2 separate regions of the Mus musculus genome follow, and region 2 is linked to region 1. Evidence: chromatin contacts called from ENCODE Hi-C or POLR2A ChIA-PET data. All regions are on one chromosome and are shown on one strand. Each heading gives the region's core, a stretch centred on a gene start or an enhancer-like site at or near the end of the contact. The rest is flanking DNA. Distances are from core to core; before and after follow the strand shown.

Region 1 (4,948 bases), core at 1,412-3,911:
TGGAACTGAGTCACATGGTCATATGTAGCAGAAACATTTGCCTTTATTTTGGAAAGCCATGTATGTAGCCAGATAGAATTGGAAATTATGCTAGGAAAGGCAAAATGAGATATGGCTATTAGGGATGCCTAGTCATCTCCACCACTTATGGTTCTCTGTTCCCTATTGGGTTATTAATGTGCAGTAGCTTCCATCCCACTATACCCAGAGCAGAGCCCTTAGCACGTTTACCAATGGCTCCGTGCTGCTAAAAGCACTTATCTGTCCTCATCTTACCTGAGCCCCGAGCAGCAGCTAACAGCTAAGTCCTTTCTGGAAACAGCCTTTTACATCTTGGGCATAGGCATCTAGCATCCTCTGTTCTCTTGCCTCCCAGCCTGTCTCTCAGTGGTTTTTTCTTGCCTTCTATTCCCTCTCATTCCCTGGGTCCCCATGGGACCTTCTCTTCTGCAGTTTCCTTTCCTCCCTTTAGATGACCTTCTTAGACCCCATGAGCTCCCAAAACGCATCTTCAGCCCACACCCTTCTTCTCTGCTTTTAGTGACTGGACAACAACCCTGGGTGTCTATCAGGCACTGCTAAGTCAATACGGCCAAAACAAAATTGTTGGTGGTTATCCTGAAAATGGATTTCCTCCAGGCCAGCCCACCCAATAAATGAGGCACTGTTTGCCCACTCACAGAAAGACACTTAAAAGCTATTCCTCTTTTTTTTTTTAAACATTTCCTCCTCCTGTATCTGGTCTTTTTGGTCTTAGATCCAAAACATTATCTCTCAGGTATTCATCTTAATACACCCGCCATTTCAGTTTCAAACTTCCTCCATACTTGGCTTGGATTAAGGTAAAAGTTTAATTGGCTCACTGCTTTTAATTTTTGTCTGACAACTACTACATCTACTCTTCTCACAGCAGCAAATTAGAATGCTGGTCTTTTCCATAAACCCTTCAAAGGCTTAACTAAACAACAACAACAAAACAAAAACAAAAAACAACAACAAAAGATACTCAGTCCTTTGACACAGTGTGTAGGCCTGTTCTGTCCTGGTCTTGATCTTCACTCCATCCCCAGTAGCCTGACAATAGCCATCTAGTTTTCTTTGAGCTCCTTGACGCATCAGAGCGTGGCTCTTATCAAAGCCTTGGCACCTCTGCTCTCCACTTGTACTTTCTGGACCAACTGCCACCCCTACCCCCCACCCCCTCTTCTAACTCTTCACTCCTTTGCTTTCAGTTTCAACATCAATCTCTCTCTCACCTTTCCCTTCCACATGCTCACTTTATCCCTGGGCTTTTGTCTTGTCTCAGCATTGATTTCATCTTGAAATGATTTGTCTTTTCTACTAAACAGTAACTATGTGGAGGGAGAGGTTTCAGGCTGCTGCACTCCCCAGGATAATTCAAGACCTGGTGCCCACACATCAGACACCCAATCATGCATTTTGGTTAGTTAGAGGTGACAATATGGACAGGTTTCCTTGCCAGAGAGGTCCTTGAGCTATCTGGCATATTCTAGAAACAGGCTACATCCCCATTGTTAAATAACCACAACTAGCAGCAGAAAGGTACATTCTATTTCCAGATTTTCTTTTTCTCTTTACAATGAACTTAACCTGTTGGCTGCGTGTGTTAAAAACATAGCCCCAGTCTTATGCCACTTTTGTATAGCCCAAGAGGAGCAGATCTGTCCCTCAGCTCCCGCAAATCTACACGAGTTTACCAAGCAGGACAAGGTTATGCTTTGCTCTATTGACAAGCAGATCTAGGCTGGGACGAGATCGGCCTTTTTATCACAGCAGTGTGGACAGCACTGTAAATCTATCTGCCTGTCCTGTGACCTTCCACTTCCAAGAATCAGCCCAGCCATCTCCTCAGCATAAAGGTGATGAGCAAATCTCAGCAGGACATCCAAAGGAAGCTTGGTATTTTTAGCACCGAGACTGGAAGGAGCGAGTGTTTACGGCTCAGCTGTAAAGAAATCTCAACCACCGTTTCTAGAAAACTACCCGCACACACTGGCTCCCAAGGCTGGGCAGGAATGCCTTCCATCTTAAAACCAGCCATTTCACCAATCTTCTTCCACCTCTCAGCCACCTCGAGCATCCCTTGACACAGGCATCTTGTAACTCGCATTTCTCCCTGGCTCGGCTCCCGCCGGGTTAAGAGCTAATACCAGAGGAGCATTTGCGCGGCGTAACTTGGCCGAGCGCTCAACTCTGCGGCCACAAGCGATCGACTTCGCCAGCGTCCGGGAGCCACAGAGAGGGCGGAACCGGGTAAATCCCGTTTGGGGCACCGCCCAGAGCCGGACAAAGGGGCGGGTCAGCGATCCGCCTCATTACCTATGGATGACCATTTGTAGGGCGGGGTGCACGGTAGGGGGTGGAGCACGGCGACCCGGGGGCGGAACACAGGCGGGGCGTAGAGAAGGCGTGGTGATCAATGTGGGAGGGGCAATCAGCGGTGGGATGTGGGCTGATAGCACAGTGGGGCGGAGCGAGCGGTGAGAGCCAGGCCTGGGTGGGGGGGAGGAGCGAAAGATGGGGCGGTTCCTGCATGGGGAGGAGCAAAGAGCGGGGGCGGGGCTTGGGTGCGCCAGACGCACTGGGCGGCTGAGCGGTGCGAGGAAGCGGCGCCTCTTTTTTCGCCGCGGCCCCGCCCCTCCGCGCCCCGCCCCCGCCGCTCGGACGGCCCGAGTCGCGCCCTCCCGCTCGGAGCTGCTGAACTTGCTCTAACTTCCTCGGCCAACCGGGCCGTGCTGCCGCCGCTGCTGCCGCGCCCGGGTAAGTAGAACGCGTGGCCTCGCTGAAGCGTCGGGCCTGTCTTTATTGTCTCGGGCCGGCCCTCGTGAGCGTCCTCTCGGGACAGCGGCTGCTCCCCGCGTTCCTGCTCGGCCCCTGGACTCCCTTGGCTGGCGGGGGCGGCCCCGCGGGTGGCGCGGGCTTTGTCTGCTGAGACCGCCCGCGAGCTCTGGAGGCCGCGGCCGGGACCCCGCTGAGCCGAACTGGGGCGCTGTATCGAGTGGGAGGCGCGGCGGGCTACCCGGAAGGTGTGTCTGCTCCCGGCTGCTGCCTGGGCTCTGTCGGTCCTCACCTGCGAACCCAGCGGAAGGCTCTTTATTCAGCTCCGGTCCCGGATGAGGGGACGGTCGCCCAGCCCCCACCCACCCTGAATGTGCACGCTGTCGCGGGGTCCCACGCTGTCCGGCAAGAGTTTAAGGAGGTGGCGATCCTGGCTTCTCGGTGCTAGTCGCTAAAGGCTGTGTTTGGGAGCAGAGCCCGACCCCTGACCTAGCCCGAGGTTTGGCCAAGTTGTGATTCTGGCTCAGCCTAGGTTGGAGCTCCTGTATTCCCTTCCCTCCCGGGCGTGCAGTGCAGAGGGTGGGCAGAGTGCACATTTGGGGACTTCGGCCCCTGAACCACTGAAACTCCTGTCTGGAGGACTGAAACTTGGTCTCCAGTGAGAGGCAGTCAGAATCCTCAGAACTCAGTGTCTTCAGCCAGTGCCTGCCCGGAGCTGGTTGCAGAGCCACGGTGACTGTATCAGGACACTGGTGTTCTGGGACATCGAGATGTGTTGGGCAGCGTGTGCAGGACGCTGGGCTGGAGCCTGTAGCAGGTGTGATCTCAGCTCTCTAGGTGGTCACCCCAACGGACTGGTGGATTTAGGTCAGTTGCCTGCCAAATCCTACACAGTTGTGGCTGTCAAGGGACAGTTTCCACACAGCCCCTTGGCTTCTGAGTAGAAGTTGGTGCCTGCTGAGTGCTTCCTTATTTATGAAAGGAAATCTGGGGCCCCACATTCTAACAGCTCAGAGGTTGCTGGAGACACCCTTTCTCTCAAAACTCCTCCTGGGCCCTAAAACCCTTAGAATGAAGCCCAGACTTCTGCTCTCTGGCTCCTCCCTTAGCTGTCCCCAAGTCTTTTTTTTTTTTTTTTTTTTTTTTTTTTTTTGGTGTCAGGGTCTTGTGTAACCCAGGGTTGCCTTGAATTCATGATTCTTCTCAGTCTCTTGAGGTGGAAACCTATGTCACTAGATGTATTTTACCCTTACTGTGTGTTTGTTATACACCTTTAGTTGATGACTGGCTTGATAGCATCCCTTTCTGCATTTCTGGGTCTCCTTCTTGGATCACCTAATGTGTTTCAGAGACTGGGGTGCTCTGGGCTACAGCCCATACTTTCTGGGCTCACATCTGCAAGCCTTGTGTGCTGGGCCTACAGTAGGTGCTCAGTGGTAGTTATTGATATGCACTTGATCTAGGCTTAGTTGCTTCATTTAGTCAAACATTCTTAGCCACTGCTCCTCCAGAGGTTTGTGGCTGTCCCCAAAAAAAGCTGCTGAGAGGGAAGGGTTGGCTGCCATGGGCAGATTCTCCTAAGATGTCTCTTAGGACAGCTGTGCCAGCTCATTTCTCAGGACAGGTGAGGGCTTCTTGTCACATGTTTGCAATGGAAGATGAAACTCATGCCTTGTGTGGGTGGGGGAGGAGCTTGCCCTGCAGGTTATAGAAATGAGGTGAAGTTACAAAGAGGCCAGGGTGCAGGGAAACCTTGGCTTCTCAAACCACTTCTGAGGGCCTTATCCTAGGCCACCATGTGCCTAGGGGTTAGACCTTGTTTAACTTTAACTAAAGAGTTAAACACAGTTAATTTTTACAGTGCCTAGAAATGCCAGTATGCCAGTCTTGAAAGCCCCTTGCTGGCTTAAAACCCAGTGAATTTATGAGCAAACATACATGTACATGTTTGTTTGTTCATAAATTACATGGCATAATGGTGGGTTTTTCAAGGCTTCTTAGTATTTATGGAAACATATCAAGCTACTATCCCAGCCTTACTTTTAATTGTTTAATCCTTGAAACAACTGAAACAACCCAAATGTGGTAGACATTAGCTACCTGATTTTACAAATGAGAAAACTATGGCCCAGAAAGGTCCGAGTGGTTT
Region 2 (4,948 bases), core at 1,299-3,798, 47 kb before region 1:
TTCTGGTTTAGGGTTTTACTGCTGTTGTTGTTTTGTTTTTCTTTTGAGACAGAATTTCAACGCACCCAAGGTTGGCTTTGAACTACCACAGCTTAGCTTGAACTTCTTATCCATCTGCCTCCACCTTTCTAGTTCCAATTCCTGGAATTGCAAGCGTGTACTGCCTTACAAAGTTGACCCTGCGCTGGGAATCGAACCTGAACCCAAGACTTCACGCAATCACTCTACTTAGCTACAAGCCCAGCCTATTATTAATGGGTTTTGTTTTGATCTTTTAAAATCTGCTGAGCTTTATAAATAAGTTTTCCTGTGTTGGCTTTCAAATAACTTATTTTTCTGGTCTGCTGGCAGTTTAATGAGTTCAGCCTGTGCCTTCTTGAACAAAGAGAGACTTGGGATATTGACTGCATGTTAATTAGCTCCCAGAGCCAGTCTTCTCTTCTGAGGTCCAGAGATTGGGATGTTAAAGGATCATAAATATAAGCATATCATCTTACATTTGAGTAGTATGTATATTACAGCAGACTCTTAGTATCCCCCACCCTAGAATTCTACTGCTCATAACCAGATGGCATTAACCATAATCATTAACCATCAAGTTCTGAGTGTCCATGTCTCCAAGAACTGGCTTTCTGTTTTAATTACAGTAGCAACCCCTGGGAATCCTCACCTTTAGCCAATGCTCCTATTTCAGGCCAGATACATAGTAAGAAATGAGGTGCATGTTAGAAAAGTCTTCTGAGAGTGGAGGTGAATTGGCATTTTATAAGCACACTCACGCGGTACCGAATTACACTAAATCTTTTCTGTGAAAGGTCAGATCTCTCAGGCTAATGACCACTCTCAGCTTAGACCTTTTCTCTTTCATGAACCTCCCCAGTATATCTGGGTGCTATTCCAGGACCAGGCTCTGGGATCCCAGCAGGGAAACAAAGATGCATATACTATGGCTCAGGAAAGCTCCCTCAACAGACTCTCTGAGTTGAATCCTGCCATATATTTATATGGAATGTGAGGTTGGAGGAAGATCTGGAAAGCCTTTGGATACTAGGTGTTTCCCAGGTGAACAGGGTTGGGGGAACACTGCTCAGAGATGACCGACCATCTCCTGGGTTTGGGATATGGCTCAGCAGGTAAAAGCACTGATTTCAAACCCTTGGTATCAGTAAAAATCCAGACTGATTGCAAGAGTACAGGCTTGGAATCTCAGGGCCTTGGTGGGCAGAAATAGAAGGCTCCCTGCAGCTTGCTGCCTACCAGCCTAGCTCCAGGTTCTGAGTATCAGAAGTACATCATTCCGATCTATCAGGAGGCACAAGGACTCTGCTCTTTCCCAGCTGTCAGATAACGCGTATTTGTCTCTGTTTACCATAGGGTGGAAAGTTAGTTGACTGCTGGAATAGCTAATTTTATGTCAACCTGACACAAGCTGGAGTCTGGAGAGGAGGGACTGAGAAAACGCCTTCATAAAATCAGAATGTAGGCAAGCCACCAAGCAGCACCCTTCCACAGTCTGTTTATCAGCTCTGTTGCCAGGTTTCTGCCCTGTTTGAGTTCCTACCCTACTTCCTTCAGAGATGGGCTATGATGTGGAAGTGTAAGCCAAATAAGCCCTTTCCTCTCCAATTGGTTTTTGCTCGTGGTATTTCATCATAACAATAATAACCCTAATTAGGGCAGCTCCTGACTACCTACATAACAGGAAAGCAGGGCGGGGTCTCCATCCCCATCCCCCACCCCACCCCCTTTTAACTTTTTGTCTAGGGTAACACACAGTTCTACAAGATAGTAAAATAAAAACTGTCTTACCCTCCTTAGTCTCTTGAATTTGTTATTACATAGCAAGAGTCTTGCTTCTTACAGTGAGAAACATGAGGGGAAGGTAAAGATGTACTAGGACAGCCTAGTCCTCTGGCCAGGTGTCAAGTCCCACACAGGTGGATACCCCCAATGCACACAGGACAGATGACCACTTCTGACCAGCGTGCCTGTCTGGCTGCTGTAATACTTCTTTGCAAACTGCTCTGTGATCTCTTTCTGACTGTCTCCCACTCCCCCACCTTTAACTATTCTGTGAGTTAATCCTGTTTCTTTTGACTACAGCTTTGATACGACAGTAATGAACACTTATTACAGGAGTGAGAAAAATGGGTAAAAGCCAGGCATGGCGGTGCACGCCTGTGATCCCAGCCCCTGGGGAACTGTGGCAGGAGGATGAACAATTCCAGACCAGTCTGAGCTACATTAAGCAACCAACCACGTTAGAGTATTAAGACAAGCCTGTCACAGGGTTGCTCAAAGAAGCTAGAGGAGCTGGTATTATCCTTAGAGCCAGTTCTCAGCTGGTTTTCTTCATTCTAATAACCAGCATTTGGGGGTGAAGATGGACGCTGGGACATCTACCCCACAAAGCCACGCTAGTTCCAAACTAGCTCCGTGGAAATCAGCGAGCAAAGAAGTGCCCGAAGGCGACCCAGTTCTACCCAGTCCCCAGTCTGGAGCTGCGGGGGCGTGTCTGTCACGTGAAAGTGGCGTGGTGGCGTAGGCGCTGAGCTGCGCAGGCGCGGGGAGACCTTAGTCTCACCCGCCCTCAAAACTGCACTACAACCGAGGAGGCACCTGCGTCCGCTGGCGCAGCTCAGGGGCCAGTGAGGTCCACGGAGGCGGGGTCCTTGGGGCGCAGGTGAGGATCGAGGCAGGCCAGGGACCGCGGAGACTAGATGCTGGATAGAGGATGTGACCCGATCCTCTCCAGGTACCGCTCTCCGATGTGCCCTCAGCCCACCACAGCGATCAGGACAGACTCCACGCTTGGGGCCCAGAGACCCCTGTCCCGGAATGGCGCTGGCGGCACCCAGCAGTCTGAATCGTTGGGACAGAGGACAGAAAAACTCTTGCCCACCCAGATGTTTGAATTGTTGGGACAGAGAACTGAAGGAAAAAAAAAAAAAAACAAAAACGTTTGCCCACCTCTCAGGAAGGGGCATCCACCCAACATGGGCTAGGCTGAAGGCTGCCAGGGGTGGCCGTGGCTATCCAGTTTCGGTATTGGGGTGTCCTGTGAGGAAGTCTCTGAGATACCTGCTCCTCCTTCTCTTCTAAGGGTTACAAACCTTTGCCTTAGAAAGCTCCGTTGTAAATTTCAAACCGCTGCTGAGGTGTGGTAATGAGATAATCAGAGCTCCAGGACAGCCCATCCTCCGAATTGTTAGGTTGTTGGAGTTGGTGAAAATGGCCCAAGGGAGAGCAAAGTTAAGGTCCAACCTGGCAGGGTTTGCATGGGAAGGTGACAATCCGAGTCTCGCTGCCACCGTGCCTCCAATGTTTTCACAGCCCTGTTACCTAGATTTTTGGTTTTATTTTTACTTCAACATTTCTTGTCTTGGAACTTGGTAAATGATTTATGTGAAAAGAAAATACTCATTGGATGTTTTGTTTCGAGACAGGGTTTCTCTGTGTACCTCTGGCTATCCTGGAACTCATTCTGTAGACCAGGCTGGCCCCAAACCCAGAAATCCTCCTGCTTGTCATGGAGCCCTGCTAATAGAATCTGGGTCCTCACAAGATACTCATCAGAAAATCCTTTGTTTCAAATATTTGGGGTGATCAATGAGTAATCCAGAAATAAGTAAGAATTTAACATCTCTGGCAGTCTTTGCAAAGAGCTTATAGCATCTTCAGTGATTCATCTCTGTAGAAGGTGATTAGGAAATTGTTCCCATTTTGCTAATGTGAAACATGGCTGGTCCAGGCTCATGCAACTTGGTTCTTCTCGTCCGACCTTTCCTTGGTGTCCTTCCTTATAAGGGATGGCATTTACCTGAGACCCTTTGTGTTGTCCCTGAAGGGGTACAAAGCACTCTACCCCACCTCTTTCCCCTTTTCTTCTTGAGGGGGTGGGCCTTATGTAGTTCAGGGTAGCTTTGAATTTCCCGGAGGCTTTCTTTGAATTTGCAGTCCCCCTGTCTCTGCCTCCTGATTGCTGGGATTGCAATGATCATTTCAAGCTTGTGTGGCACCAGAAGGTTTGTTTGGTGAGGTCTGGAATTTTAAGGTGCATACGATTTCATTAGTATCCCAGATTAAAAGCAACTCTCCTGCTAGTTGGCTATCTGCTTCTTTGAAATGCTAAGCTCAGAGTCTGCTTGGACAGAGTCTTAATGTGGCAGGACCTGTCCAGCGTTGCTGTGGAAGAAGCCAGCCTCACCCATGAGCTCTTTGGCCCTTGCCAAGGCAGATTGAAGTTGAGCAGTAACCTTTGCCTTTGGCACTACCAGGAGCAGTTGTGGGAGAGCCAAAGAGTTAACTCAGAGTATGTGCTGTGGAGAATGTGGACGTAAGGCAGGACTCCCCCGGGCCTGGAACTTTCACCCAGAAAGCTGACTTGCAGTAACACTGCTGGAGAAATTGTTCTATTCTTTTTTGTTGTTGTTGTTGTTGTCTGTTTTACCTTCCTAGGACAGTGAGTGAGTTCATCTGAACCCTGCAAAAGATAAAGACCACCCAGTGAGGTGGCCTATGCCTAAAATTGCAGCACTAAGGAGGCTGAGGTAGGAAGGTGGCAAGTTCTAGGCTATCCTAGGCCTTTCCTTTTTAAAAAAGGAAAAAGAATAAAGAAAATGAAAACCATAACGAAGCATTTCCAGTTTCCTAGAGCGCTGCTGTGTTTCATGTTGGTCTTCTCCAACACGTGCCACCACTGGATGCAGCTTGATTTTTAGAAGATCTTATGGTGATAAGCAAGAAAACGGTCTCTGGGGGCCAGAATGAGAGTTAGGATTTGGTTGCCGGAACCCAGTGTTTTTTGGACATTTGTCCTCATCTTCCTGTCCATAATATTCATATGACTTGAGAGAACGGGTCTTCTAAGCCAAGGCAAGAGGCTGAAAAGTCAGCAGAATGCCCAGGTCTTTGGAGGGGACCAGTTCTCGTAGGAAAGGACTTCCCC

The links. Hi-C counts contacts between places; a loop is a spot of excess contacts on that map. ChIA-PET counts read pairs that join two places held with the same protein, here RNA polymerase II (POLR2A).
Region 2: a map of left cerebral cortex shows a loop between it and region 1 (2.5-fold over the local background). The contact joins the promoter of Prxl2a here to the promoter of Tspan14 in region 1. A Hi-C loop is called at or near these places in 7 of 37 maps with a recorded cell type or tissue (CH12.LX, T-helper 1 cell, T-helper 2 cell and 3 more). POLR2A ChIA-PET finds 5 or more read pairs at or near these places in 3 of 5 experiments (Patski and embryonic stem cell).

What each region holds. Positions count from the first base shown.
Region 1 is chr14:40,964,609-40,969,556 of GRCm38, reverse strand. It overlaps Tspan14 (tetraspanin 14), which reads left to right and starts at 2,661. Exons shown (of 9, transcript NM_145928.2): 1 at 2,661-2,781.
Region 2 is chr14:41,011,433-41,016,380 of GRCm38, reverse strand. Prxl2a (peroxiredoxin like 2A) reads left to right here and starts at 2,548. Exons shown (of 6, transcript NM_027464.4): 1 at 2,548-2,683.